Linked DNA regions of Homo sapiens: region 1 is linked to region 2. Evidence: read pairs that join two places in POLR2A ChIA-PET (ENCODE). Cell type or tissue: Panc1. All regions are shown on one strand.

Region 1 (2,500 bases), 460 kb after region 2:
GAAAGCAGGGAGCCACCTGCCTTATCCGCTGCCACTTCAGCAGGGCTCCTGGAAGATGGTGGCTGCTCAATACGTGTTTGTTGAGTGACTATCCTAGACCCAAGCTAGAGCTGCTGAAACTGGGTGTGTGGGAGACCTTATGGACATCTGCATTTCAGCAGGCCTTCCAGGGGAGCGGGTGATGAGGGGCTGCGAACACCATGAAGGGGCAAAGGGCCCCAGTTCCTCTGGCTGGGGTGTTTGCTGGGCCTGAAAGCAGAACAGGCAGCTGACTTCGGGAATAGGAGCTCCTCTATTCTCACGCTGTCTTTATTCAACCAACCTCTTTTATAGAAATGGTCCTCTTGGTTTCTAGGACACGAAGCTACTGAATAATCAAGAAATGAAAGATGGGTCCATCACAAACCAGACAATTGCTTGGGACTCCGAGGACGTCCTGTCGGCAGTTCTCAATGCAGAGGAACCCATGTGGATGCGTGGCTTGCGCCTAGGCTGATCCCCGGCCTGGCTCCAGGCGGGCATCACTGTCTGCCCTGTACTCTGCCTTCCCGCCGTCCTCACCAGCTTGGAGGATTCTGAAAGGGAGCCCATGCCTAGGAGGTCTGGCGGCTTCTCCTGCCATCCTATTTCTGGGCCTGGCCACAAGGAGGTTTCCAAGAAGGGCCCTTGGTCAATATCACAGACAGCTCTTGGGTTCCTGAGCTGTGCCTTGTTAGGGCAGACCATAGAATCCAGCCACAGGCACAGGCTATCACCACCACCTGCTCCATGTGGGTCCCTCCTCTGTGTACTGGAGGTGTGAGGACACTGCTGGGGCTCAAGTTACAGGCCCTGTACCCCTCAAAAGACAGAGTCTGACTGCAGAGGGCAAACACTCCACAAAGCCAACTGAAAAGCATTGAGTGGGAAGGCAGTGGGGAGCTCTGAGTGTGACCCCCGTGCCGAGGCATCCACTCAAGGGCTGATGGGTGGGAGAGGCGCTGGGACCTGGGGAGCAGGATGTGGAGATGGGAGTTCTCCTGGGAAGGCAGGTCTTGCAGGGCTTATGGCAGGACGGTACAGAGAAGGGGTCCTGGGAAGCAGGGGACTGGTGTGGGTTAGGTGGGTTGGGTCACTGTTTGGGAGGCGTGACAGTTGTCTCTGCTTTCCGCACGCCTTCAAACTCAATGGCACGAAACTGGAGGGCACAAAGGCCCTCCCCTCAAAACCCCCAAATCGCCCACCATCTCTGCGTCCTGCTACTGGCCACATTTTAAATTGCCCGCCATCTCTGCGTCTTGCTACTGGCCACATTTTAACAAATGATGTTCAGCATTTTTCCCTTTGGGTTTGTCAGAGCAGGGTTGTCCCTGGATGTTCTGTAGGGTCGTTGTGTCGGGGGCAGGGGTGGGGGAGGAGTAAAGGGGTTGCGGGGAGGAAGGGAGGGAAGCACCCTGGGAACTATTTCTACACAAATAACTAGCTATTTTAGTTTCCCTACTGGACTAAATGCCAAGTATCAATTAAAATTTTTTGAAGAAAAAAACAGATGTATTAATTCTTGCTTCCTCCTTTTGTTGGCGGGTCTGCTCTTTGCCATTTGTGAGGCCGTGTGTGGGTGTGAACGTCTGTGTGTGCACATGAAAGGCTGCGTGTGCTGGACACGTGCTGTATCCACACATGTACTCACACCCGGATGAGACGGCACCCTTCACCAATTATGAAACTGCTTCACAAATCCAACCTCAGAAATGACTGGATTTAGCGTTTTTATGGGGTGGGATGGTGAGGCACATCCCCCCCACATGCCGTCTCCCATGAGGACAGAAAAGAGCATCATACTTTATTTTATGACCAAGAGGTCATTCGTCTATATCTGCTCTTGAAAGCCACTGAGGACATTTTGCCAATCACTAGGAGAAACTAAATAAACAGAGCCAAACAGTGTCAGCTCTCTGCGGCTGAGTAATTATGAGGAATTCCTCTTTAAATAGAAGTTTAAGTAAATATAGAAAGATCACTTTACAGAAGGCAGCTCCAGAAGAGATGGGGGAGCGGGGCCACAGGCGACCCTTCCAAGTCAAGGAGAAGGTAAAGGCCGAGCTTGGAGAAACCAGAACCGGAGGGTTTCTGGTATGAAACAGACACGCTTCTCCTTCTTCCGTGCCTGGAAGCAATGTGCCAAGTTGTTTCTGCCTTCATCTTGGCAGGCTTCAATTTCGGATGCTTCATTTATAAAAATGGCTTCTGTTCTGGGCCTGGGCTTAAACCCTGGCCCTGAAGACTCACTCTTGTCCGCCAGCTCACCAGGGCTCTGTCCCATTGGTCACTGTGCTGAGCCTTGGAGGAGGGATGGAGTGTGGGGAACAGGTGGAGCTCGGGAGATCACTGCAAACCGAGAGGAGCCCTTGGTAACGCGTAGTAACTAGTTCGTGATACTGTCGGTTGGTGCTAGGCGAGTCAGAAAGGCCAATGAGCAATGGATGAGTGGAAGATGATTGTTATCCTGGTCTGGGGAGAC
Region 2 (2,500 bases):
AATAATTATTTTTAAAAAGCTTATCTTTTCTTTTATTGCTCAGTCTTTTGGGCATTTAAAACCTTTTGTCCATCATATGATCGATGACAAATTTCTTTGTTAGGTTGAGTCAGTCACTGAATCTTGACAATTATTCCTTCAAAATATGTCATGCAACCCTCCACCCAGAATACTTTGAAAACCCTACCTGTATCAGTTAGGCTTAGGTTTGGCTATGAATAACAGAGACCTGAAAAATAATAGCTTAAACATATGACTAGTTTGTTTCTTTTGTAAAAGAAGTCCAGAGGTGGACGATTAAAGGCTGGTTTGGCAGCTCTGCTGTCATCAGGAACCCAGCCTCCTTGTAGTTTCTTACACTGTTAACCCTAAAGTATGGCCCTTGATTTCTGGGTCCAAGATGGCTGCTGGAGTTCTAGCTAAAATTTCCATGTTCCTAACAGCAGGATGGAGGAAGGGATAAAGAAGTGACTGTCCACTCTTAGAGACTTAAATATATCTTAGTTGAACAGGAATATGCCTGGTCAAAAAAATGGAGTTCTGTTACTAAAAGGAAGAGAGGACTGGAGATTGGGTAGGGAATTAGCATTTTTTGCTTTTTTTTTTTTGAGACAGTCTGACTCTGTTGCTCAGGCTGGAGTGCAGTGGTGGGATCTCGGCTCACTGCAACCTCTGCCTCCCAGGTTCAAGTGATTCTCCTGCCTCAGCCTCCTGAATAGCTGGGATTACAGGCATGCGCCACCATGCCCGGCTAATTTTTGTACTGTTTTTAGTAGAGTTTTCACCATTTTGCCCAGGCTGTCTCGAACTCCTGACCTCAGGTGATCCACCCACCTCGGCCTCCCAAAGTGCTGGGATTACAGACAGGAGCCACTGCGCCTGGCCTCTGCTCCTTTATAATTAATTTCTCTGAACCCAGACTAACCTACATACTTTTTGAAACTCTAGGTTTGAGTCCTAGTTCTATCATTTATTTGCTTTGGCATGTTACTCAACCTTTTTGAACTTCAGTTTTCTTATCTGTATAATGGGACTAATATATACTTTATATGTTTGTTAGAGAATTAAATGAAAATACCTCTATGTACCTAGCAATATATACACTATAACTATTAGTTGTTTTTCATTCTCTTCCTTTAGATTTCTCGACTTGGATATCTGAATGAGTGGTGTAAAAAGATGAGAATTAGAGATGGACAAGGAGAAGGATGTATATTCAGTTCAGTATTGAGCATGTGGAGTTTGAGGTGCCCTTGGGACATCAGATGGTGATAGATGTTAGGCAGTTAGATAAACGGGACTGACACTCAAAAGACAGTTCTGACTAGACATAGATATTTTGGATTGTAAGTGTATAGGGGTAGAATTCATCAATCTGGAAGTCTTAGGGAGGATGTATGCAGTTGTACGGTTACTATGTGCGGAGTAAGAAGGCATGCCCTTTAGTGAGTCTCTCTGTAAAGCGTCAAGCCTCAGCTTACTTTCTGGCCTTTTCTTTATTATTTTTATTTTTTTGTGGGTTAAGGAGTGGAAAGTCTAATAGAAGAAAGGAGAGAGGAGAGCAGCTCCTTGAGAGAGAGAGAGAGAGGTCCAAAAAAGGAGGAGGCCATGGACCGCAGCAGATTTTTTTTTTTTTTTTTTTTTTTTGAGACAGAGTCTCGCTCTATCACCCAGGCTGGAGTGCAGTGGCGCGATCTCGGCTCACTGCAAACTCTGCCTCCTGGGTCTACGCCATTCTCCTGCCTCAGCCTCCTGAGTAGCTGGGACTACAGGCGCCGGCCACAATGCCTGGCTAATTTTTTTTTTTTTTGGTATTTTTAGTAGAGACGGGGTTTCACTGTGTTAGCCAGGATGGTCTCGATCTCCTGACCTCGTGATCCACCGGCCTCGGCCTCCCAAAGTGTTGGGATTACAGGCCTGAGCCACCGCACCCGGCCTGCAGCAGATTTTTATATGGAGAAGGCAGTGTCTGATTTACATAGGGCTCACAGATTGGTTCGATCATGCATGACGTCTACAGAGTGTGTGGGGAAGGCTGGTTGCCTCAACCTAATCTTATGCAAATGGGCTTTCCAGTTGATTGGCACCATCCTGTCTGCTCCTTTACAGTACATGTGGCTGGCAGAGAAGGGAAGATGGAGCCGCCATTTTGAAAATGTCTAGTCCTTAGTTTCTGCAGGCATTATCGTGTGCAAGCTCCCAGCTTGCAGGCTGCTCTTTGTTAGAAAATGATTTGGGGCTGCTTTTCATTAAAAAGAACAGCCTTACTGAGGACTCCCATGCCCTTGCTATCTGCCTAAGTAATTCCTTGTTAACTCCTATATCATCATTCCCTGCTCTGGAGTGGCAACCCTAACTGCTGTTAGGGGGTGTTGGGTGATGACTCTTTCTGGCTACTTCCTGCTGAAAAGGGGCATCATGTGGGGATCAGCAGCTAGGGCTCCTCCTGGGGTCAATCTAAGGGTCCTTGGAAGAAAGGCATGTCCGTGTGTGGTTCTGT

Evidence for each region. ChIA-PET counts read pairs that join two places held together with the same protein. Peaks named below come from ENCODE experiments on the same cell type or tissue, not always from the same donor. Only the 100,000 strongest peaks of a DNase experiment are listed, where the experiment ranks them.
Region 1: POLR2A ChIA-PET joins it to region 2 with 21 read pairs; 2 of 35 experiments call an interaction of 5 or more read pairs at or near these places.

What each region holds. Positions count from the first base shown.
Region 1 is chr18:48,993,649-48,996,148 of GRCh38, reverse strand. No RefSeq gene overlaps it. Among named protein-coding and RNA genes, the nearest start is that of DYM-AS1, 29 kb to the left of the region's middle. RefSeq lists enhancers at 1-758, 759-1,528. In Panc1, no CTCF peak of the experiment used is centred here; no DNase peak of the experiment used is centred here; H3K27ac peaks cover 490 bases.
Region 2 is chr18:49,454,055-49,456,554 of GRCh38, reverse strand. The region is part of intron 1 of DYM (dymeclin); the gene reads left to right. Among named protein-coding and RNA genes, the nearest start is that of DYM, 5.3 kb to the left of the region's middle. In Panc1, no CTCF peak of the experiment used is centred here; no DNase peak of the experiment used is centred here.